2 separate regions of the Homo sapiens genome follow, and region 2 is linked to region 1. The links are chromatin loops, found by intact Hi-C in ENCODE. Cell type or tissue: heart right ventricle. All regions are shown on one strand. Each heading gives the region's core, and the rest is flanking DNA. Links, peaks and the distances in the headings are about the cores only. Region 1 holds the start of SNORD70 (small nucleolar RNA, C/D box 70). Region 2 overlaps BMPR2 (bone morphogenetic protein receptor type 2).

Region 1 (16,529 bases), core at 4,819-12,818:
AATTAGCCAGGCATGGTGGGGCACGCCTGAATCTCAGCTACTCTGGAGGCTGAGGCAGGAGAATCGCTTGAACCGGGGAGGCAGAGGTTGCAGTGAGCCGAGATCACGTGCCACTGTACTCCAGCCTGGGCAACAAAGCAAGACTCCGCCTCAAAAAAAAAAAAAAAAAAAAAGCCATATTGGTTCATGCAATTTTTAATAGCACATATTAAGCTTTATACTACCAGTTAGGAACTTTGCAGGACTCTTAACATCTGAAAACAGAAAGCTGTGGAGTAACAATATTGTCTGTATAAAAATGTTTTTTCATCTCAGCACAATTAATATTTTGGGCCTAATTCCTTGTTGTACAGGCTGCCCTGTGCATTATAGGACCTTTAGCAGTATCCCTAACTTTTATCCACCAGATACTCATGGCAGACCCCAACCCACCTCCAATTGTGACAACCAAAAATGTCTATGGACATAGACAAATGCCTACTGGGGGGACATCTGATTGCCCTTGATAGGGAACCACTGCTATACACAATGCAGATTTACCCAGGTTTGGATTTTTGACTCAGTTTCACTATTTGTTCTCTCTTAGAAATGCTTATTACAAAGCTCTCCCTAACCTTTGTGCATTTTTGCTCTTAACTCTAGCTTAGCAGCTTCAACCCTTTCAATCTATGCCCACCTTTTAATTTTAAAATAGACCTTTTTAAATTGTAGTGTTTCTTTTTTGTTTTGTTTTGAGACGGAGTCTTACTCTGTCACCCAGGCTGGAGTGCAGTGGAGCAATCTCCACTCACTGCAAGCTCCACCTCCCGGGTTCACGCCATTCTCCTGCCTCAGCCTCCCGAGTAGCTGGGACTACAGGCGCCCGCCACCATGCCTGGCTAATTTTTTTGTATTTTTAGTAGAGACGGGGTTTCACTGTGTTAACCAGGATGGTCTCGATCTCCTGACCTCATGATTCACCTGCCTCAGCCTCGCAAAGTGCTGGGATGTATTACAGGCGTGAGCCACTGCGCCTGGCCTATAGTGTTTCTTTCTCCCTTTTTTTTTTTTTTTTTTGAGATGGAGTCTCACTCTGTCACCCAGGCTGGACTGCAGTGGAGCGATCTCCACTCACTGCAAGCTCTGCCTCCCGGGTTCACGCCATTCTCCTGCCTCAGCCTCCCAAGTAGCTGGGACTACAGGCGCCCGCCACTGTGCCCGGCTAATTTTTTGTATTTTTAGTAGAGACGAGGTTTCACCGTGGTCTCGATCTCCTGACCTTGTGATCTGCCTGCCTTGGCCTCCCAAAGTGTTGGGATTACAGGCGTGAGCCACCGTGCCCAGCCTGTAGTGTTTCTTTTAATATTAGCTTAAAATGTCTTTTGAACTGTGGTAATAATTTTATTAGGATTACTATTTGACAGTACTGATTACAAAGTTGCACAGGTTTTGAGCAACTACCTACCATTATTTTCTTCACAACCCTGTTAACTGTAGTGCAATTCCAAAGTATTAAGCTTTTCATGAACAGATGTATCACAACATAGCAATAATGCCTATTCTAAGGGACTTCTAATGAAATATGATAGGGTTAACATGCAATTAAAAATAGGGAGAAGACTGGGCATGGTGGCTCACCCCTGCAGTCGCGGCACTTTGGGAGGCTAAGGCAAGTGGATCACTTGAGCCTGGGAGTTCCAGCCTGGGCAGCATGGCAAAACCCCGTCTCTACAAAAAGTTAAAAAATCAGCCAGGGATGGTGGCGCACACTTGCAGTCCCAGCTACTTGGGAGGCTGAGGTGGCATTGTTTGAGTCCAGGATGTCCAGGTTGCAGTGAGCCAAGATCGCACCACTGCACCCCAGCCTGAGCAACAGAGTGAGACCCTGACTCAAAAAAAAAAAAAAAAAAAAAAAAATGCCGGGTGTGGTGGCTCATGCCTATAATCCCAGCACTTTGGAAGGCCAAGGCGGATGGATCATTTGAGGTCAGGAGTTCAAGATCAGCCAGGCCAACATGGTGAAAGCCCGTCTCTACTAAAAATACAAAAATTAGTTGGGCAGTAGTGGTGCACGCTTGTAATCCTAGCTACTCGGAGGCTGAGGCAAGAAAATCACTTGAGCCTGGGAGGCAGGGGCTGCAGTGAGCAGAGATCACGCCACTGCACTCCAGTCTGGGCGACAGAGTGAGAATCTGCCTCAAAAAAAACAAAACAAAAACAAAACAAACAAAAAAACACAGAGAGAGACATATTTCTTGCTATGTTGCTCAGGCTAGTCTCAAACTCCTGGTCTCCCAAAGAGTTGGGATTACAGGGGTGAGCCACTGCACCTAGTCCTCTTTGCCTTATTAAAAATCAGAGTAAAGCAATGAAAACACAAATACACACCTATCCCATAAGACCATAGCAGATGAGAGAATTTGGGGGAATACTAAGTAGATGGAGGAGTGGCATGACTTAGCAGAGATAAAGGAGGGAAAGCCCAAGAAACAGGGCATCCAAGATCAGAGTAGTAGAGAATTCCTTTGATGAGGTTTTAAGGTTTTAAGAATCCAGACAATAGAGCCAGACTGCCTGGGTTCAAATCCTGGCTTTACCACTTACCAGCTGTATTGACCTTGGGCTTCAGTTTCATCTGTAAATGAGGATATTACTATCATCTTCTTCATAAGGTTCTGATGTGGTTCAAATGAGCATTTGTAACATTCTTAGAACAGATCTATGTTAAGCGCTTATCAAATAAAAGTAAGTTGACTTTATTTTCCAGTAATTCTCACCTGTGAGCCAATCCAAGACACATAGCTGCCATTTCACGTGGTTCTACCCCAGGGATTAATCCATCCATTTGTGAACGAATTCCTCTCATAAGTTCATTAACAACAGGACTATGGATACAACTGAGATTCAGCTTTTCCTACAAGAACATGAACATCTATATTAAATTAAAAAAAAAAAGACTTTCCTGAAGTTGTTATTATTATTTTTTGAGACACAGTATCACTCTGTCGCCCAGGCTGGAGTGCAGTGGCGCAATCTTGGCTCACTACAACCTCCGCCTCCTGGGTTCAAGAGATTCTCCTGTCTCGGCCTGGGATTATTGCAGGCATGAGCCACCATGCCCAGCTAATTTTGTATTTTTAGTAGAGACGGGGTTTCACCATGTTGTACAGGCTGGTCTCAAACTCCTGACCTCAAGTGATCCGCCCGCCTCATCTTCCCAAAGTGCTGGGATTACAGGCATGAGCCACCGCGCCCAGCCTGAAATTATTTCCTAAATATTAAAGTGGCACTAATTTAAATATACGCATTTCTCAGTTGGACAAGAAGCATAATTTCCAGTGTGTTTGTAGAATACTTGACTGTATCACTGGTGGAAGTAAAAACTGATACAAGCTTCCAGAAGACAGCTTGGCTATATAAATTAAAAGCTATAAAAAGATTAATATAATTTGACCAAGTAGTTGGTTTAAGGAGATCTTTTACTACCTGTTATTTAGCTTCTTTTTAAAATTACAGGTTATGCCAGGCGCGGTGGCTCACGCCTGTAATCCCAGCACTTTGGGAGGCCGAGGCGGGTGGATCACAAGGTCAATAGATCGAGACCATCTTGGCCAACATGATGAAACCCCGTCTCTACTAAAAATACAAAAATTAGCCGGGTGTGGTGGCAGGTGCCTATAGTCCCAGCTACTCGGGAGGCTGAGGCAGGAGAATCACTTCAACCCAGGAGGCGGAGGTTGCAGTGAGCCAAGACTGAGCCAATGCACTTCAGCCTAGCGACAGAGTGAGACTCCGTCTTAAAAAAAAAAAAAAATTACAGGTTGGGCGTGGTGGCACATGCCTGTAATCCTAGCACTTTGGGAGGCCAGGGCGTGTTGGCGGGCGTCTGTAATCCCAGCTACTTGGAAGGCTAAGGCAGGGGAATCCCTTGAACCCGGGAGGCAGAGGTTGCAGTGAGCCGAGATCATGCCACTGCACTCTAGCCAGGGCAACAGAGTGAGACTCTGTCTCAAATAAATGAAATAAAATAAAATAAAATAATTAGCCAGCATGGTGGCATGTGCCTGTAGTCCCAGCTACTGAAGAGGGAGGATTGCTTGAGAACAGGAGGTCAAGTCTGCAGTGAGCTGTGAGACTGCGCCACTGCACTCCCAATTAGCTGGGACTACAGGCGCCTGCCACCACACCCGGTTAATTTTCTGTATTTTCAGTAGAGACAGGGTTTCACTGTGTTAGCCAGGATGGTCTCGATCTGCTGACCTCGTGATACTCCTACCTTGGCCTCCCAAAATGCTGGGATTATTATAGGTGTGAGCCACCGCGCCCCGCCCGAATTGTTCTGCTTTCTGTATTTGGGAGGCTATTTTCCTAGTCTTTCTTTCCACTCTCACATTTTATTTCATCTCCAGCAATACACCCCTACTAAAAGTTTTCTAATAAATATATTTCTAAAAAATATAAGGACCCCATTTTCGTTGGAAAAAAATGTGGCTAGACAAAAATATGGCATGATATACATAGAACATTAACATTATATATGGGTAGCAGATTTGTTAAAGTCAATTTTTATCATTTTTTGTTCTTCTATATCTTCTAGAACAAATAGGTATTACTTATTTGCTCAGTTCAGCTGATGTTAGGGGAAATCCATTATCATGTAGCTTAGAGAAAAGAAAAAAATGTATTGAGAATTTATGATAAGCAACTTATTGCAAAGGCTAGGCTTTGTAGTTGGTATGCTGTGAGATCTGACTAGCAGGCATGACCAAAAATATCGTGACTTTACCTTTATGACCCCTCCTAGTTTAGCATCAGCTACTGCCAGCGGTTCATGGGCTTCTTTTACTATTTTCTTCAGAACTTTTTTCAGCTGCTTATTGATTTTGCCCTCCATCAGAGCTGTGAATGCTTTTCAAGAAAAAGAAAAACAAAAGCATTAACTCTCAAATTTTTAACTTTGAGACCTTGCCCTAGTTGACACTTAAAAAAATAAAATAGGCCTTTCAAAGGGCTTGAATTTAATGTTACTTCTGAAATGAAATGATATATGTTTTATAAGTTACATGTTTCACAATTTCATTTGATCTTCCCACCCTCATTTTTGCTACAGAGCCAGGGGTAAAATCAGGTCCAGGGTTTCTTTCCTTCTCACAAGAATCTTCTCATGAACTCAAGGGAGAATCATGAAATCTTAGAAACAATCTTTTTGGGAAGACAAAACAGACTCACTTTCCTTTGTCATTTCAAATAGACTGTCCTGAAATATCCTAAAATCACATCAAAACTAGTAAAAATGAGTGTAATCATTTTCAAAGTTCTGCCATAATATAAACATGTTTGAGTGAAGGCCTTAGCTTTGCTTGTATCTCCACTTGTACACCTCCAGCAATGTAAAACTTAGTAGCAAAGGCTGCCTATTCTATTTTGAGACCGCTGGTATTTCTGGCAAGTTCTAAATCAGCTGCTTTATATTTCTCACCCTTCCTTAGACCTATATTCCCTTTTTCTGGACCCACACGAACTAATACCTCTTCTGAAATTTATCTGACATTTGACTGAGGTAAAAGTATGCTTGGGTTACCCAGGCATGGTGGTGTGTACCACCAGCCTGGCCAACACGGCGAAACCCTGTCTCTACTAAAAATACAAAAATTAGCTGGGTGTGGTGGCATGTGCCTGTAGTCCAGCTACTGGGGAGGCTGAGCTGGGACAATCACCTGAGCCCAGGGAGTTCAAGGCTGCAGTGAGTCATGATCATGCCGCTGTACTCCAGCAGCCTGGTGACAGACCCTGTCTCAACAAAACAAAAACAAAAAACATAAAAAGTATGCTTGGGCTGCGCGTGGTGGCTCAAGTCTGTAATCCCAGCACTTTGGGAGGCTGAGGCTGGCAGATCACCTAAGGTCAGGAGTTCGAGAGACCAGCCTGGCTAACATGACGAAACACTCTACTAAAAATACAAAAATTAGCTGGCCCTGGTGGCTCACGCCTGTAATCCTAGCTACTCGGGAGGCTGAGGTAGGAGAATCGCTTGAACCCAGAGGTGGAGGTTAAAGTGATACCGTGACATTGCACTCCAGCCTAAGTGACAAGAGCAAAACTCCATCTAAAAAAAAAAAAAGAAAAAGAAAAAGAAAAGAAAAATGCTTGGCAGGAATGAAGGTCTATCAACAATTTCCAAGGTCAGGCAGTTTGTGCTTAATAAGTCAGGTCTTGCTCTTCCCTCCTGATCGTATATCCATTCGAATTATGATCAAATGGATAATCCCAGCACTTCAGGAGGCTGAGGTGAGCGGGTCACGAGGTCAGGAGATGCGACCATCCTAGGCAACATGGTGAAACCCCATCTCTGCTAAAAATACAAAAATTAGGTGAGCGTGGTGGCATGAGCCTGTAATCCCAGCTACTCAGGAGGCAGAGACTACAGTGAGCTGGGATCGCGCCCCTGTACTCCAGCCGAAGATCAGTATCAAAAAAAAAAAAAAAAAGACTTGCAAGTTGAAAACACAATCAAGAATAAAAATAAACCACTTCATGCAAATAGCATATATGAATGTCTGAGACCAATACAAATTCAACATCACACCCCAACAGACCCTATTTCTTTATTTAAAAAAAAAAAATGATGGCCAGGCACGGTGGCTCATGCTTGTAATCCCAGCACTTTGGGAGGCCAAGGCGGGTGGATCACCTGAGGTCAGGAGTTCCAGAGCAGCCTGGCCAACAGGCAAAACCCCGTCTCTACTAAAAAATACAAAAATTAGCTGGACATGGTGGTATCACCTGTAATCTCAGCTACTTTGGAGGCTGAACCCAGCCTCCTGGGAGAATTACTTGAACTCAGGAGGTGGAGACTGCAGTGAGCCGAGATCATGCCACTGCACTCCAGCCTGGGTGACAAAATGAAACTCCATCTCCAAAAAAAAAAAAATCTTTTTTGAGAGGGGGTCTTGCTATATTGCCCAGGCTGATCTTAAATTCCTGCCCATCTTAGCCCCTCAAAGTGTTGGGATTACAGGTGTTAGTCACTGTGCCTGGTCTCATCAAACTCTAAGGCTATGAGGTTTAAAATGTACACTGTGACATTTACAGCCATTTAGTTGTGGTTCTGTCATGTCAAAACTGCCTTATAATAGGCAGTGAGAACTGAATTCCCAGGGGAAGGATTCTGCTTTCTTAATTAGCTGATGTTCATTTAACTTTCTGGTGAAAACAGATAGGAAAAGGCATTGTAAATGTTTCTATGACAGCATTCCTGATAAAATTCACTATTTTCATTCATTTTCCCCAAAATATTTATTATAAACCTTCTATAGCTGTATACTTTGCTAGCGTCTAGGAATTTGACAGTACAGAACAGTCTCTGCCCTCATGGAGCTTAGACTGGGGGGAATTGACTTTAAATTCTCAACTACTATGGCATTTTGTCCATTTACTGTACACTACTTAATTTTATGTTATTTTCCAGAAGGAGTCTCGCTCTGTTGCCCAGGCTGGAGTGCAGTGGTGCAATCTTGGCTCAGTGCTATCTCTGCCTACCAGGTTCAAGTGTTTCTCCTGCCTCAGCCTCCCGAGTAGCTGGGACTAAGGTGTGTGCCACCACACCCGGCTAATTTTTGTAATTTCAGTAGAGACGAGGTTTCACCATGTTGGCCAGGCTGATCTTGAACTGACCTCAGGTGATCCGCCTGTCTTGGCCTCCCAAAGTGCTGGGATTCCTGGCATGAGCCACCGCACCCAGCCTTATTGTACATTATTTTAAATAATACAAAGAAGCTAGGTAAATGAATCTGGAAATACTGCTTAAATTTCAAGTTTTATCATCTGTAACATAGAGATGATGGTTATCTGCCTCACAGGATTCAAGAATTAAATAACAATTATGAAATCATAAGCATAAATCTGACAATCAGTATGTGCTCAATATATTAGGTATTAATAGTAAAAACCTGCTTGTTTGAGCAAAAGCTTGGCTTGTCCATTTAATACAGTTTAATAAGGACTGGCCAGATATATCCCAAGCAGATTAAAGATCGTATGCAAAAAGGAATTCAGAAGAGGCTACTTGAGATCAGGACTAGGAACTGTTCATATCCCAGTCTATGTCAACAACACCCCCTAGAGTTTGAATACAGCTAACACAATCTTGCTTGGAATCTTACCAAATGTTTACCCATACTTAAAAGCTGTGATGAACAGGCTATCTTTTTAAAAATTCTCCAAGTTAATATTACCACAGTTTTTTTTATGGCTGTATATAACTCTAATTACTGAAGAGTTGGTGAAGCAGCCCTAGAACTATGTTTATAAAACAAAGAAACTGGCCCTATGGGTCTTCCTTCAGCCTACCCCTCTGCCAAGGTTAGGGTGGTCTGTTATGTTCCAGCATGTTTAGTTGGATTCCAAATTTTCAGACAAAAACTGTACCTTTCTCCTGTGGTTATTTAACAAAATTTTTTGCATCTGTCATATTCTTGCCCAGCTTTAAGCCATATTCTTCCTCACGGTCCTTCATTTTCAAACTACACCGCCAAATAGTTGGCTGATTTGTGATAAAGAATTCAGGCAGTTGAAAATTTAATGATTTGGGCTTTATATCTGCTCTTCCTGTTTTCCCTAACACTTAAAAAAACAAAACTGTAAGACCTACTGCAGTCAATTACAGTAAATAAACCCGATCACTCTGTTGTCCCGTGATGAAATCTAGTTGAAGAGTATGAGTCATCCATTCTTCTGAATCTTTTAAAAATAACACCTCTGTCAGTTTCTGTATAACTCTGAATATTGATATGTTTTTTTGAACTAAAAATCTATACCCCCAGAAGAGCTTTTTAAATTATTTTTCAACTGTGAATCCTGGCTGTTCTCAGGATTACAACTCTACCCTTGGATTAAAATGAGGAGAGAGCTGTATACTTGACCACATTACCTTGGTCCCTTGTAGAACACCTTTTACTGAATTGTGCTTCAGCATTATGTTGCTGGTTTCCACAGGGAGATCAACTTAACCACTTCTCACCTCTCCTCACACATGGGGAAAACCAGCCCTATGGTGAAAAAAGCTAACTCAATGTTGTCTCAGTGGTAGTGACGAATGAGTCAGATCACTTAAATTCAGTTCCAATAAGAATGCATCATTGACAACATTGAATAAGGTTAACACAGGCAACTGAAGCAAACAACCTTTTAAACAAGAAAAACAAACGGCTAAGACTTAATTTTTTCAAAAAAGCAAGCTTCTAATTTTTTACTTTACCTGCTAATGCTTCTGCTGTATCCTGAAATTTCTCAAAATGTTTTAGCTTTACTCTAGAATTAAAAAAAAAAGAGATAAACATGTTATTGGGGGCAGTGCGTTGATTCAAAAGCCACATAACTTGGAAAGAAGTGCTTGACTGTTTCCAAAGCACACACCAATAAAACATGCCTACCATTGTGTATCAGGGTGTGAAGTTAGATATTCTTCATACAATTACTAGTTTTTCTAAATGTTAGGCTAGTAATGCTTGGATTATTAAAAGAAAGTTGTAGGCTTTGGAGGAAATTTTGGCCAAGAGTAAAGATGTTGAAGCTTTAATACAAACCCCTGTTGCATAAAGCTGTACAGAGATGACTTTATTATACAGCATAGAATTGACTCAAGAAAACGTACGTGAGTCCTTTTTAGGAATCTCATGATATTCATTTGTCTATCCTGTACAAATGCCATTAAAAAAAATAGCTTATTGTCAGGTCTCATTCTTGTTACATCCTAACCCTTTATGGTTTTTTGTTTTTTTTTTTGAGACAGAATCTCACTGTCACCCACGCTGGAGTGCAGTGGTGCGATCTCGGCTCACTGCAACCTCTGCCTCCCGGATTCAAGCAATTCTCCTGCCTCAGACTCCCAAGTAGCTGGGATTACAGGCATGTGCCTGTGCCACCATGCCTGGCTAGTTTTTGTTTTTTTTTTTTGAGACAGAGTCTCACTCTGTCGCCCAGGCTGGAGTGCAGTGGCGCAATCTCGGCTCACTGCAAACTCCACCTCCCAGGTTCATGCCATTCTCCTGCCTCATGCCATTCTCCTGCCTCAGCCTCCCAAGTAGCTGGGACTACAGGCACCCGCCACCACACCTGGCTAATTTTTTGTATTTTTCGTAGAGACGGGGTTTCACCGTGTTAGCCAGGATGGTCTCCATCTCCTGACCTCATCATCCGCCCGCCTTGGCCTCCCAAAGTGCTGGGATTACAGGCGTGAGCCACCGTGCCCAGCCCCCATGGCTGGCTAATTTTTTTGTATTTTTTAGTAGAGAAGAGGTTTCACCATATTGGCCAGGCTGGTCTCAAACTCCTGACCTTGTGATCCACCCACCTCGACCTCCCAAAGTGCTGGGATTACAAGCGTGAGCCACCGTGCCCGGCCCCCTTTATGTTTTTGAGACAGGGTCTCACTTCACTCTGTCACCCAGGCTGGAATGCAGTGGTGCAATCACAGCTCACTGCAGCCCTGACTTCCCGAGCTCAAAGGATCTTCCAGCCTCAGTCTCCCAAGCAGCTAGGACTATAGGTGTGCACCACCACACCCAGCTAATTTTTGTTTTTGGTAGAGATGGGGTTTTCCTATATTGCCCAGGCTGGTCTTGAACTCCTGGGCTCAACTGATCCGCCTGCCTTGGCCTCCCAAAATGCTGGGATTACAGGTGTGAGCCATCACGCCCAGCCTCAGGGTAGTATTTTATCCAGAAAGAAACATATAGTTGATTCATCGTTGTCTCAGTGGTAGTGACGAATATTGAGTCAGATCACTTAGATTCAGTTCCAAGAAGAATACATCATTGACAACAACGAATCAGATTAACCCAACAAAGCATATAACCCTTTAAGAAGGAAAACTAGTCTTCTAGTTGCCTAAAACAGTGTCATCTTTTTTTTTTTTTTTGGAGACAGGGTCTCACTCTGACACCCAGACTGGAGTGCAGTGGCGCAATCTCGGCTCACTGCAACTTCCGCCTCCCAGGCTCAAGGGATTTTCCTGCCTCAGCTTCCTCCCAGTAGCTGGGATTACAGGCATGTGCCACCACGCCCGGCTAATTTTGTGTTTTTAGGAGAGAGGGGGTTTCACCATGTTGGCCAGGCTGGTCTCGAGCTCCTGACCTCAAATGATCCACCCACCTTGGTATCCCAAAGTACTAGGATTACAGACATGAGCCACCACACCAGGCAACAGTGTCATCTTAAGCAAGGTTTTCTTATCTGGTAAGGGAACATACTAGTGTGGTCCCTTAAATATACATACAAATACGAAGATTTAGGCCAGGTGTGGTGGCTCACGCCTGTACTCCCAGCACTTTGTGAGGCCGAGGCAGGCGGATCGCCTGAGGTCAGGAGTTTGAGACCTGCCTGACCAACATGGCGAAACCCTGTCTCTACTAAAAATACAAAAATTAGCTGGGCATGGTGGTGGGCACCTGTAATCCCAACTACTTGGGGGACTGAGGCAGAAGAATAGCTTGAACCCAGGAGGCGGAGGTTGCAGTGAGCAGAGATTGCGCCATTGTACTCCAGCCTAGGTGACAGAACAAGACTCTGTCTCAAAAAACAAACAAAAAAACCAAAGATTTAACATCTACACTAAGAATGAATCTTCCATGAAATTGTGATGAAAGAAAAAGTAGTTCATGCTAGTTTTGATGTTGCAAAACTCAAAAAGCAGGTTACAACCCCTGTGTGCGGTAAGTGCTTAGTTAAGATAAAAAAGGTATTACATTTGTGTGTGGAAGACACGAAGACAAATGTGTTCCTACTGACAGCAATCACATTTGGTACTATCCGAGGTTTAAAGTATCCACAGGGTCTTCTGGAACATAATCCCTGTGGGTAAGGGGGAGACTACTGCCTTCAAATTAATTGAGATGGCCTATATTCCAAGTAAAACATTTGTAATAATTAGGTTCATACCAAAATTATTCCTGAAACAGATTTCAAAACAGAAAACTACGAATGTAACATTATATAAATCAGGGAAAAATGTAAAAAATAAAACAAGCCCTAAATGTTAACTGCTAAATTATTGATTTCAAGAGTACTTACATTTTGTTTGCTTTCTCTGGAGTTTCAAATTCTTTCCATAAACTATCAACCTCTTGAAGTTTCTTCTCATTTAGAACCTGTAATAAAATGTTTAAATAGTTTTATTTAAATGGTACAGGTGAGGCATATACAGCTGCATTCTTCAAATACAATTTTACATGTAAAATGAAGGTGTAGAAGCTATTTCTTTCACTAAGATAATGAACTAGTTTTCTTACCCTGCATGTAATTTTGGTCAAATTACTAGTTCGAATTGCCCATTTAACAGCTAAATGGAATTCAGATCTAGTCCAGTCAGCTGTAGTACAGTGGCTATTCAGTCTAGAATCTACCTGGCCTCAAGAGATATTCCTGCCCCAGCCTTGGGCCGTAGCTGGAGCTATGGGGTCCTAGGGGGTAGGGCAGGGAACCTTTCTTTTTATTTTTTTGAGATGGAGTCTCGCTCTGTAGCCCAGCCTGGAGTGCAGTGGAGCAATCCTGGCTCACTGCAACCTTCACCTCCTGGGTTTATGAGATTCTAGTGCCTCGGCCTCCTGAGTAGCTGGGATTACAGGTGTGCACCACTGCACCTGGCCGAGAACCTTTCTTTTAAAAGAGCCATTAATCCCTTTACAGTAAAGTATTGTAATCATTAAAAACTTTAATTTGCGCCAAGCATGGTGGCTCACATCTGTAATCCCAGCACTTTGGGAGGCTGAGGCAGGCGGATCACCTGAGGTCAGGAGTTCAAGACCAGCCTGATCAACATGGAGAAACCCCGTCTCTACAAAAAAAAAAAAAAAAAAAAAATACAAAATTAGCTGGGCGTGGTGGCACATGCCTGTAATCCCCGCCACTCGGGAGGCTGAGGCAGGAGAATTGCTTGAACCCGGAGGCAGAGGTTGCAGTGAGCCGAGATTGCGCGACTGCACTCCAACCTGGGCAACAAGAGCAAAAAACTCCATCTCAAAAAAATAAAACAAAAAACAAAAAAAACTTTTGTCTACTTTCAATAGATTATATTCGTTATTTACTGCTATGATCATCCTAACATGAAAGTATTATGGATTTCTCTAAAACTATCGTCAATTGTGAGACACATCTAGATGTGAGAAATTTTTTAAATGCAAAAGAAACATAGGGTACTTTAATCAACAATATACTTATCAACATTTAGGTATATATTCTCCAAGACTTTGAATGTCTGTGCAACACATGTTCATGCATACTTTTAGGAATCACAGTAAATGGCTTTTTTTTTTTTTTTCTGAGATGGAGTCTCACTCTGTCGCCAGGCTGGAGTGCAGTGGCGCAATCTCGGCACACTGCAGCCTCCGCCTCCCGGGTTCAAGCGATTCTCCTGCCTCAGTCTCCTGAATAGCTGGGATTACAGGCACGCACCACAACACCCAACTAGTTTTTGTATTTTTAGTAGAGACTGGGTTTCACCAAGTTGGCCAGGCTGGTCTTGAACTCCTGACATCAGGTGATCCACCTGCCTCGGCCTCCCAAAGCGTTGGGATTACAGGCGTGAGCCAACACACCCAGCCGCCTTGTATTGTTTTGAAGCAAGACCTAGACATTTAATTTTTACCTGTTAATATTTCAGTTTGTATCTATAAAATATAAAGACTTGTTTTAAAACTAGTACTGTTGTAACAACAATGCTAAAGATTGCAATGGTAATAGTTGTATACTATTTCTACTTAGAAATGGAAATTATCTTAAAATGATAAAACTTAAAATGGATTTCTGTATACAAATATTTATCATTACCCTGGCTGAAAAGAAATGATTAAAAATTTGAGACAAATAAAAACTTTGAGACAAATGTAATACAGAAAATGTAGCAATATCTCTAACTTTCTTATTTAGATGGTCTTTATTAGCAATGTTTTCTTCAAGATGTTGCAGTTGGGAACACAATGGTTTTATTTGTCATAGTAATGGTTTTGGCTGACATAACATAGTCTTTGAAGACCTTTGTGTGCTCATGAATTGCCCTGATTTTATCACATTTCCTTTGTTATTTTAACTTCAGTTTTAGAATGGTGATAGTATTTTTTAATTAATTTATTTATTTATTGAGACGGAGTCTCGCTCTGTCGCCCAGGCTGGAGTGCAATGGCAGGATCTCGGCTCACTGCAAGCTCCACCTCCTGGGTTCACGTCATTCTCCTGCCTCAGCCTCCAGGACTACAGGCGCCTGCCACCACACCTGGCTAATTTTTTGTATTTTTAGTAGAGATGGGGTTTCACCGTGTTAGCCAGGATAGTCTCGATCTCCTGACCTCATGATGCACCCACCTCGGCCTCCCAAAGTGTTGGGATTACAGGCGTGAGCCACCCCGCCAGGCCGAAAGTATCTTTTAAATATGGCAATTTTGTTACCCAAATGTTATCTTCAAATATACTTGCTTTTCAGCTAGAAAAAATGTGAATTTTACTCATGAGTCATATCCCCTATTTGATACATGTCCTCTTAAAAATAGTGAACTTCAGTTATGGTTAGCTGCATTCTCTGAACAATTTCAAAAAATTTTAATCAGTGTTTTCAGTATAGTCATGAGACTTGGTGAGGTGTCTCTGGATTCTAAAACTTCATGATATACAAAGTTAGAGCTATTAGTTTATAAATTGTTAATACCAACTCTAGGCTTTGTAGTTGTTTATTGCTTTGTGTGACTCTAAGTTTTTCTAGTTTGGGTTATTTTTACCAACATATCTAATTCAACCATGTGTGATTAAATTTATACAGGCTGGGCACGGTGGCTCATGCCTGTAATCCCAGCACTCTGGGAGGCTGAGGCGGGCGAATCACGAGGTCAGGAGATCGAGACCATCCTAGCTAACACGGTGAAACCCCGCCTCTAACTAAAAATACAAAAAAATTAGCTGGGCGAGGTGGAAGGCGCCTGTAGTTCCAGCTACTCGGGAGGCTGAGGCAACAGAATGGCGTGAACCCCAGGGGGCGGAGCCTGCAGTGAGCTGAGATCGCGCCACTGCACTCCAGCCTGGGCGACAGCAAGACTCCGTCTCAAAAAAAAAAAAAAAAAAAAAATTATACATCAGAACAAACCCCTAAAATCATCTTGTCACTCATCTAAGTTTTATACAACTTGCAACATTGTGTTTCTCTTACTGAAAATAATATATAACCAGACTAGAACTGCGTCTTAATGTGTAGATGTGCTATATTATGGACTTGATAAATAATGCTTATTAGCAAAGTATAGTTTTAAATTTACTAGCTGTGTTGTTTTTCCAGAGACAGGGTCTCGCTTTGTTGTCCAGGCTGGAGTGGAGTGGTGTGGTCCTATGTCACTACAGCTTCAAACTCCTGGCCTCAAGCGATTCTTCTGCCTCGGCCTCCCAAGTAGCTAGGACTATAGGTGCACACTGCGACATCTAGCTCTTTTAAAAATCTTTTTGTAGAGACAGGGGCTTGCTTTGTTGCCCAGGCTGATCTCTAACTTCTGGACTCAAGTGATCCTCTTGCCTTGGCCTCTCAAAGTGCTGGGAGTGCAGGAAGGAACCATGGCGCCTGATCCAGCTGGTTTTTTAAATAAAAATATATGCATAATATCTGTGCATACTCTATTTCACAAAATTTAACATGCTATTCTTTTTTTTTTTATTTTTGAGACGGAGTCTTGCGCTCTGTCGGCCAGGCTGGACCGCAGTGGCGTGATCTCAGCTCACTACAACCTCCACCTCCCTGGTTAAAGCAACTCTCCTGCCTCAGCCTCCCAAGTAGCTGGGATTACAGGCACATGCTGCCATGCCTGGCTAATTTTTTTTTTTTTTTTTGTATTTTAGTAAAGTCGGGGTTGCACCCTGTTGCCCAGGCTGGTCTCGAACTCCTGAGGTCTGGCAATCTACCTGCCTCAGCCTCCCAAAGTACTGGGATGACAGGCGTGAGCCACCACACCCAGCTTATGTTATTCTTTTACACTCCCAATTGACCTGTCATCAATTGTAAGACATCCCAATTTTAGGGATGTTAAATATGGGGGTTGTGCCTTTTAGGATTGAGCCCATCCTATCTAATACTTGGGCAGCTGATACAGAATATTGGTGAGGGTATATGGAATTAAGAATTTTAATCACTTTTTTTGTTTTTTTTTGAGACAGTGTCTCGCCCTGTCACGCAGGCTGGGGAGTGCAGAGGCGCGGTCTTCTCACTGCAACCTCCACCTCCCTGGTTCAAGCGATCCTCCTGCCTCAGCTGGGACTACAGATTTGGCGACACACACCACCATGCCCGGCTAATTTTTGTATTTTTAGTAGAGACGGGGTTTCACTATGTTGGCCAGGCTGGTTTCAAACTCCTGACCTCATGATCTGCCCACCCCAGCCTTCCAAAGTGCTGGGATTACAGGTGTGAGCCACCATGTCCAGCCTCCTCATTTTCATTTTTAATTGATTGCTTGAGACTTTGTGTGGTTTTTGTTTTGTTTTGAGATGAGGTCTCACTCTGTTGTCCAGGCTAAAGTGCAGAG
Region 2 (9,867 bases), core at 1,868-9,867, 250 kb before region 1:
AGAAAGAGAACATCTTTCACCTGACTTTAAAAGGCTTGGCACAGAGTAGACACACAGTAAATGATTGCTGACTGAAAGAATGAATCTAACCTAAGCCTCTCACCAAATATAAGTACATTATATTTTTCTTCTCTATAAGGAAATCTTATATAAACCTTGTATTAAATAAAACCATAGCTCTGGAACTGAAAAAAAATTCTATAGCACAATTTCTGAAATTTAAAATATCTGCTTAGGTATAGAGAAAAACAAAGCAATCAGAACAAAGTCAATACATTTACTGAGGATTTGTATTTTGGCACAAATAGACTCAGTATTCAGATGTATTACGCTCATTAATGAGCATTCAAATGCAATTTCACCAATAATGAAACTATAGATAATTATAATAATCATTGATTTAAAAAAATTAAGCAACAGTACAATTTGAAGAAAAAATAGGAGTTACCAATTTCTTCACCTAAGAGTTGATTTCTTTCTCATTTCCTCCCTTACCCACTTCCTGTTCTCCAGTCTTCCAAAGCTTGTATTAACTTGGCTCCTACTCAATTCCTGCAAGAGCTGCATTTCTTACTCTGGATAAAGCCACAACATAAATATATGTCGTACAATCTTGAGCTAATATTTATATAGGAAAACTCATGGAAACATTGGAATATATTTATATAATAATACCAAATCAATGGGCAGAACTATAGACTGCCCTTTTGAGAAAAGTTTTCCCTTTTAAACTCCCCTCTGTACTCATTTTAATTTTCTTTATTTGGGTATGGAGGGAGGGTGGAACATACAATAATTTTGCCCTGGGCAGAACACTGCAGTAGGCAAATATCTCAAAGGAAAGCACAACAAGATATTAGTTATATGTATTTTTAAAACCTGACCAAAAATAGTCAATCTATGGATATTTATACATATTATCACCAGTGCTATCCCCCTGCCCTCCCAAGGACATGAAAGACTATATACAAACTACTTAACAGTAATTTTCTGGTGAAGTCTGAGTTGTCTATATCTATTTTTTTGGTCAGATATTTCTTTGGTAATAAGCATGCGTTGCTATTATAATATGGAAAAAATTCATAGGGAGATCTTATTACAAATAAATAAATAGGTTCAATTCTTCCTTATTCGGAAGCAACAAACAGCTGAATAAGTAATAACAGTATAATTCCTTACTACCAAATTTCTACTCCAAATAACAAAGTTATATCTGAAGATGCTGGGAAGGATAGAATTCAGTGAAAGAGCACTTCAAGTAAAAATAGTATAGTATAGGCATACAGATGATCTTTCACTTACAGATGGTTTGATTTATGATTTCTCAACTTTACAGTGGTGGGAAAGCAGTAAACAATCAGTAGAAACCATACTTCATTCCTTTTTATCACTTTCAGAACAGTGTTCAATAAATCACATGAGATATTCAATCCTTTATTATAAAGTAGACTTTGTATTGGATGATTTGGCCAACTGTAGGCTAATGTAAGTGTTCTGAGCATATTTAAGATAGTTTAGGCTAAGCTATGATGTTCAGTAGGTTAAATGTATTAAATGCATTTTCAACTTACAATATTTCTAACTTATGATCTTTTTTCTTTTCTTTCTTTCATTTTTTTAAAACAGGGTCTCTGGCCAGGCGTGCTGGCTCACGCCTGTAATCCCAGCACTTGGGGAGGCTGAGGCGGGTGGATCACGAGGTCAGGAGATCGAGACCATCCTGGCCAACACAGTGAAACCCTGTCTCTACTAAAAATACAAAAAATCAGCTCGGCGTGGTGGCGGGTGCCTGTAGTCCCAGCTACTCTGGAGGCTGAGGCAGGAGAATGGCATGAAGCCGGGAGGCAGAGCTTGCAGTGAGCCGAGATCACGCCATTGTACTACAGCCTGGGCGACAGAGCGAGACTCCATCTCAAAAGTAAATAAATAAATAAAAACAGGGTCTCGTTCTGTTGCTCAGGCTGGAGTGCAGTGGCATGATCTTGGCTCACTGCAGTCTTGACCTCCTGGGCTCAGGCAATCCTCCCACCTCAGCCTCCTAAATAGCTGGGACTACAGGTGCATGCCACCACAGCCAGCTAATTTTTTTATTTTTGTAGAGACGGGGTCTCACTATGTTGCCGAGGCTAGTCTCAAACTTCTGAGCTCAGGAGTTTGATTCTCCTGCCTCAGCCTCCTAAAGTGCTGGGATTACAGGGATGAACTACCATGCCCAGCCAATTTATAATCAGTTCATTGGGATGTAATCCCATTGTAAGTCAAGAAACATCTGTACTTGGGAATATTTTTTATTTATTTATTTATTTTTTTATTATTATTTTTTTTTGAGATGGAGTCTCGCTCTGTCGCCCAGGCCGGACTGCCGACTGCAGTGGCGCAATGTCGGCTCACTGCAAGCTCCGCTTCCCGGGTTCACGCCATTCTCCTGCCTCAGCCTCCCGAGTAGCTGGGACTACAGGCGCCCGCCACCGCGCCCGGCTAATTTTTTTTGTATTTTTAGTAGAGACGGGGTTTCACCTTGTTAGCCAGGATGGTCTCGATCTCCTGACCTCATGATCCACCCGCCTCGGCCTCCCAAAGTGCTGGGATTACAGGCGTGAGCCACCGCGCCCGGCCTATTTATTTATTTTTGAGATGGAGTCTTGCTCCGTCGCCCAGGCTGGAGTGCAGTGGCGGCAATCTCAGCTCACTGCAACCTCTGCCTCCCAGGTTCAAGCGATTCTTCTGCCTCAGCCTACCGAGTAGCTGGGACTACAGGCGCACGCCACCACGCCCAGCTAATTTTTTTTGTATTTTTAGTAGAGACAGGGTTTCACATGTTGGCCAGAATGGTTTCGATTTCTTGACCTCACGATCCACCCACCTCGGCCTCCCAAAGTGCTGGGATTACAGCCTTGAGCCACTGCATTTGGCCAGGGAATATTTTTTAAATAATCAGGTAAAAAACATAAATTCTGGGCAGGCACAGTGGCTCATGCCTGTAATCCCAGCTCTTTTGGAGGTCGAGGCAGGTGGATCACCTGAGGTCAGGAGTTTGAGACCACCCTGGCCAATATGGTGAAACCTTGTCTCTACTAAAATACAAAAAATTAGCCCAGCATGGTGGTGGACGTCTGTAATCCCAGCTACTTGGGAGGCTGAGGCAGGAGAATCGCTTGAATCCAGGAGGCGGAGGTTGCAGTGAGCCAACATTATGCCATTGCCCTCCACCCTGGGCAACAGAGTGAGACTCCAAAAAAAAGAAAAATCCCATAAATTCAAATAGCTACTATATTTATATGCAATAGCAGCATCTATGTACTTAGTTTTTAAAAAGGTATTACCCTTATTTAGTGGTAACATTAGCTAATGTTTCAGAGTAACAGCTCTGTTTAAATAAAACTTATATCTGATGGCAATCATTCTTTTCAGCCTACATTTGACTTGAAACCTTGCTAAATTATGCAAGTCTTGAAAAGGGAGATTAGGATGGTATTTTAAGTTCTGTGCTAAGCCAACTTTTTAAAGGCAGTATAATATTGAAGAGCTAAGTGGACACAGTCCAATGGTTAATGTGCTAAAGCACTACAGCAAGTGCATCAAGTTGCTGACACAGGCAATACTTTGGACAATTCTGTATTTAGGAGAAGCAAGATGTCAAGATAAATGAACGGATAAATTATTCAGGAGAAATTATTTATACATGAAGCATCAGCTAGAAAAGATGATCCATGCTAATATACAATGAAACAAAGATCTAAGAAAACTGATATATTAAAGTTCTCTTCACTAAAGATGTCAGAGAGACTGAAAAAATAATGTCAGGGCTATAATATGACAAGGAAATGTAGCAAGGGATGAGGGTAGAAGAAAGCACAAAGACACAATTATAGCAAAGGTAACTTTGGGGTATCTATGAGGTGAGGTGTATATTGAAACAAAGTGAGAAAGCAAACGTATTAAAGAGATGCTCCAGGCTGGGTGCTGTGGCTCACACCTGTAATCCTAGCACTTTGGGAGGCTGAGGTGGGCAGATCACCTGAGGTCAGGAGTTCAAGACCAGCCTGAGTCAACATGGAGAAACCCCATCTCTACTAAAAATACAAAATTAGCTGGGCGTGGTGGTGCATGCCTGTAATCCCAGCTACTCGGGAGGCTGAGGCAGGAGAATTGCTTGAACCCGGGAGGCGGAGGTTGCAGTGAGCTGAGATCGCACCATTGCACTCCAGCCTGAGCAGCAAGAGCTAAACTCCGTCTCAAAAAAAAAAAAAAAAAAAAAAAAAGATGCTCTGAACAACTAGCAAAAATATGCATGAAAGGTGAGGAAGACCACAGTTACAACAGGGAATATAACTACATAGCTCTGAAACACGAGCAAAGGCTGATCCCCACAATGTATTCTTCTCTTCCTACCTAGTAACAGAACCCAATATTATTTGAGGCAGCAATACAAGCAGGAAACAACAACATCAACAACAACTATATTACCAGCCTCTTTTGGAGCTAAGTGTGCACTAGGTTCTGGGAAACAAACAAGCATAGGAGTGGGACTTATGGAGACAGAAAGGGACAATTCCTTTTACCTTCCCTTACTTTTCCCTGACTGGCATGATGGACAATGAGGTGACTTTGAAAATGAAAGCCAGCCAGGTGCGCTGGCTCATGCCTGTAATCCCAGCACTTTGGGAGGCAGAGGTGGGCGGCTCACCTGAGGTCAGGAGATCGAGACCATCTTGGCCAACATGGTGAAACCCCACCTCTACTAAAAATACAAAAATTAGCTGGGTGCATGCCTGTAATGCTTGGGAGACTGAGGCAGGAGAATTGCTTGAACCAGGGAGGCAGAGGTTGCAGTGAACTGAGATTGCGCCATTGCACTCCAGCCTGGGGAACAGAGCGAGACTCATCTCAAAAAAAACAAAAAACAACAACAACAAAACTCACGTACCTCATAAATATATACACTACTATGTACCCACAAAAATTAAAAATTAAAAAAATTAATGATGCATTGTAGTTCACTTAAACAAAATTAATACAAGGAAAATATAATATAGCCTAGCTAAGAGGTTCTTAACCTAAGATCCAAAAATGGGCTTTAAAAAGTCTGAAAATGCCCTAGAATCAAAAGAACATTTTTTTCTTTTATTTATTTACTTTTCTGAGATGGAGTTTCGCTCTTGTTGATTCTCCTGCCTCAGCCTCCCAAGCACCTGGGATTACAGGCACCTGCCACCATGCCTGGCTAATTTTTTTTTTTTGATATTTTTAGTAGAGATGGGGTTTCACCATGTTGGCCAGGCTGGTCTCGTACTCCTGACCTCAGGTGATCCACCTGCCTTGGCCTCCCAAAGTGTTGCGATTACAGGCGTGAGCCACCGCACCTAGCCTTATTTTTCAGACACAGTCTTGGTCTGCTGCCCAGGCTGGAGTGCAGTGGCGAGATCTTGGCTCACTGTAACCTCCGCCTCCCGGGCTCAAACAATCTTCTCACCTTACCCTCCTGAGATGCATGCTACTATGCCTGGCTATTGCAGAGACAGGGTTTCACCATGTTGGTCTTGAACTCTTGGGCTCTCTGCCCGTCTCAGCCTCCCAAAGTGTTGGGATTTCAGGTGTGAGCCATGGTACCTGGCCTCTTTTATTTTAAACTCAGGGGTACATGTGCAAGTTTGTTATCTGGGTTTATAGTATGATGCTGAGGTTTGAGGTACAAATGATCCTGTTATTCGTGTAATGAGCATAGTACCCAACAGGTAGTTGTTTTTTTTTTTTTTTTGAGACAGACTCTCGATCTGTCGCCCAGGCTGGAGTGCAGTGGCGCGATCTCGGCTCACTGCAAGCCCCGCGTACCGGGTTCATGGCATTCTCCTGCCTCAGCCTCGCGAGTAGCTGGGACTACAGGCGCCCACCACCACACCCGACTAATTTTTTGCATTTTTAGTAGAGACAGGGTTTCACTGTGTTAGCCAGGATGGTCTTGATCTCCTGACCTCGTGATCCGCCTGCCTCAGCCCCCCAAAGTGCTGGGATTACAGGCGTGAGCCACCGCGTCCGGCCCCAACAGTTAGTTTTTAGCCCTTGCCCCTCTCCCTCTCTCCCCACTCTAGTAGTCCCTAGTTTCTACTGCTGTCATCTTCATGTCCATGAGTACCCGATGTTTACGTCCCACTTATAAAGTGAGAAAATGTGGTATTTGGTTTTCTATTCCTACTTAGCATAACCTACTCCAGCTCCATCCATGTTGCTGCAAAGGATATGATTTCATTCATTTTTATGGCTGTGTAGTACTCGATGGTGTATGTGTAACACATTTTCTTTTTCTTTTTTCTTTTTGAGATGGAGTTTCACTCTTGCTGCCCAGGCTGGAGTGCAATGGCACGATCTTGGCTCACCGCAACTTCTGCCTCCCACGTTCAAGAGATTCTCCTGCCTCAGCCTCCCGAGTAGCTGGGATTACAGGCATGCACCACCACCCCCGGCTAATTTTGTATTTTTAGTAGAGATGGGGTTTCTCCATGTTGACTCAGGCTGGTCTTGAACTCCCGACCTCAGGTGATCCGCCCACCTCAGCCTCCCAAAGTGCTGGGATTACAGGCGTAATCCACCACGTCCGGCCATTTAACACATTTTTTATATCCAGTCCACCACTGACAGACAAGTAGGTTGATTCCGTATCTTTGCTATTGTGGATAGTGCTGTGAAAAACAGAAGACCTGTGTCTCTCTGGTAGAATTATTTGCTTTCTTTTGGATATATACCCAGTAATAGGATTGCTGGGTCAAATGGTATTTCTGTTTAAAGTTCTTTGAGGAATCTCCAAACTACTTTCCACAGTGGCTGAACTAATTTATACTCCCACCAATAATGTATAAGTGTTCCGCTTTCTCCAGTCTCAACAGCATCCGTTGTTTTTTGACTTTTCATTAACAGCCATTCTGACTGTTGTAAGATAGTATATCATTGTGGTTTTGATTTGCATTTCTCTGATGATTAGTGATATGGAGCATTTTTTCATATATTTGTTGGCTGCTTGTATGTCATCTTTTGGGAAGTGTCTATTCATGTCATTTGTCCACTTTTCAATGTGGCTATTTGTTTTTTGCTTGTTCAATTGTTTAAGTTCCTTATACATTCTGGATATTAGACCTTTGTTGGACGTGAAGTTTGCAAATATTTTCTCTCATTTGTAGGTTGTTTACTCCGTGGATAGTTTCTTTTGAAAAGAACATTTTCTAAGTATGCTCGCATGTATATCTTAGAGGAAGAATGTTCAGAGTATGAAAAGGAATTCATTTTTCTTTTTTTTTTTAGACGATGTCTCACTCTGTCACCCAGGCTGAAGTGCAGTGGCATGATCATAGCTCATTGCAATTAGAATTCCTAGGCTCAAGCTATCCTCCCACCTCAGCCTCCTGAGTAGGTGGGACCACAGGTGTGTGCCACCACCTCCAGCTGATTAAAACTTTTTTTGTAGAGATGGGGGTCTGACTATGTTGTCTAGGCTGGTTTTGAACCCTTGGGCTCAAGCAGTCCACCTGCCTCGGCCTCCCAAATTGTTCGGATTATAGATGTGAGTCACTGCACCCAACTCAGAAATTATTAATGGACAAGAATTTCTTTTTTTTTTTTTTGAGAGGGAGTCTCGCTCTGTCACCCAGGCTGGAGTGCAGTGGCGTGATCTCGGCTCATTGCAACCTCTGCCTCCCAGGTTCAAACGATTCTCCTGCCTCAGCCTCCTCAGTAGCTGGGAATACAGAAGCGTGCCACCATGCCTGGCTAATTTTTTGTATTTTTAGTAGAGACGGGGTTTCACCATGTTGGTCAGGCTGGTCTCAAACTCCTGACCTTGTGATCCGCCCACCTCGGCCTCCCAAAGTGCTGGGATTATAGGCGTGAGCCACCGTGCCCGGCCAAGAATTAAATTCTTAATGGTCCCTGTAAGTCTTGAAGTTCTTTTTCTTTCGTTTTTTTGTTTTTTTGAGACAGGGTCTCACTCTGTCACTCAGGCTGGAGTGCAGTGGGGTGAACACAGCTCACTACAGCCTAGACCTCCTGGACTCAAGCAATCCTCCCACCTCAGCCATCCAAGTAGCTCAGATTATGTGCGCGTGTCACCACATCTGGCTAACTTTTTTATATTTTGTAGAGAAAGGGTCCCACTTTGTTGCCCATGCTGGTCTCAAACTCCTGTGCTCAAGTGATCCTTGAGATCCACTTGGCCTTTCAAAGTGTTGGGATTACAGCCATGAGTCACCATGCCAGCCAAAGTTCTTTCTCTTATTCTTCCTGTTATATTTTTTTCTTTAAAATTAATTTATTTGTTTCTCATCACAAAGTACAGGGAAGAGAATGCAATGGCTGTAATCCCTTGGTTGCATATCTTCCTAGCCTACACATCCATAAATACCCTGTACAACACCAGGCTCATACTGTCCCCACAGGCATTTTCTCACATCCTAACAGCTGCAGAGTACAGTATATGACAAGGTAGGAAATACAAACAGATTCCCCATTCACAAGGTAGGGAAACTCTTCAATTAGTGTTCCAGTTCACATTTGCTTTTTTTTTTTTTCTGAGACAGTCTAGCTGTCAGCCAGGCTGGAATACAGTGGTGTGATTTCAGCTAACTAGAACCTTCACCTCCCAGGCTCAAACAATCCTCCCAGCTCAGCCTCCCAAGTAGCTGCGACTACAGGTGCATGCCACCACGTCCAGCTAATGTTTATATTTTTTGTAGAGACAGGGTTTCACCATGTTACCCAGGCTGGTCTCAAACTCCCGAGCTCAAGCAATCCACCTGCCTTGGTCTCCCAAAGTGTCAGAGTTACAGGCATGAGCCATCAATCACGCCCGGGCTGCCAATATTCCAACTGAAGTAGCAGGTTGTTTTTACTAATGATTTTATGAAACTCTCTTGCAAACAAGTACATCATAGACAAATTATGTCTGCACAACTTTTAGAGTTGTTTAAAGTAACCTAATAGAAAGACAGTGACTAAGATTCATTCCTTATCTCCAGCTTTGTAAGTCCCAGGCTGCCTAGAGCACCTGGACTGCTGCCCCTGGGTCCCCTACATCCCCATGGCAACAATGGAGGAAGAGCAGGCCAGGACAAGCATGAGGAATAAACAGTCTTTATTGGACTCAGACTAGGAGTCTGTGGGCCTTGAGGACCTTCGTGTATTTGTCAATGTTCTTCTCTATGTTCTTTTCAGCCTTTTCCTATAGCCTCATGAGCTGTTTTTCTTCTGGTAACAGATCTTCTGATAATAGACCTTCCTCTTCTCCCCCATGGTGGCTGTCATTGCCTGGTATTTCCAGTCAACCTTCTGAGCCCAGTGCCCCAGGTAGGCAAACTTTCTTCAAGGCTTCGGACGTACAACCTCGAGGGTGGCAGAAACCGCCATCTGCTTTTTCTTGTCATATGGCAGGGGGATTCTATCAAACACCTTGAGGTGATCTAGGGCAGCCTAGCCTTGCTTGGTCTTGTGGGGCAGCCTACCGCAGGTGGTCTGCCAAAAGATGTGGCTGGGGACCCATAAATGGTAGGGTCCTTGGGAAGGGTTGGTGCTTGTCCGCTTGCAGAGGAAGGCTAGATACTTTAACTTGTTTCTGTAGAAACTGCCAGAAATGTTGATGTCCTCACAGGACATGACCACTACTTTCTCTGCTGGGTCATGATAGCCTCCAGGTAGCCCAGGAGTTTTACTCAGCTATCAAGCACCAGGACTGCCCCTCTGCCATCTTGGCAGCTGCGTGGGAAAGCTCTTTCTGTTACATTTCAAATGCATTTCATGCTGAATCTTTCAAACAACTGACTAATAATAAATCTCCAATAATATAAATTATACTTTTACTTTGAAGATATAATTAAAATTTCCTGT

What was found. Peaks named below come from ENCODE experiments on the same cell type or tissue, not always from the same donor. Only the 100,000 strongest peaks of a DNase experiment are listed, where the experiment ranks them.
Region 2: a loop joins it to region 1, with 2.6 times the contacts of the local background. A loop is called at or near these places in 6 of 110 quality-filtered maps.

Annotation. Positions count from the first base shown.
Region 1 is chr2:202,270,709-202,287,237 of GRCh38, reverse strand. NOP58 (NOP58 ribonucleoprotein) reads right to left here. Exons shown (of 15, transcript NM_015934.5): 2 at 12,049-12,125; 3 at 9,236-9,288; 4 at 4,766-4,887; 5 at 2,757-2,893. It overlaps SNORD70 (small nucleolar RNA, C/D box 70), which reads right to left and starts at 10,807; the gene lies at 10,720-10,807. SNORD70B (small nucleolar RNA, C/D box 70B) reads right to left here and starts at 9,125; the gene lies at 9,051-9,125. In heart right ventricle, for the core only: a CTCF peak has its summit at 8,103; no DNase peak of the experiment used is centred there; H3K27ac peaks cover 2,599 bases.
Region 2 is chr2:202,520,253-202,530,119 of GRCh38, reverse strand. All of the region lies in intron 7 of BMPR2 (bone morphogenetic protein receptor type 2), which reads right to left. It also overlaps the pseudogene RPL13AP12. Among named protein-coding and RNA genes, the nearest start is that of FAM117B, 110 kb to the left of the region's middle. In heart right ventricle, for the core only: no CTCF peak of the experiment used is centred there; no DNase peak of the experiment used is centred there.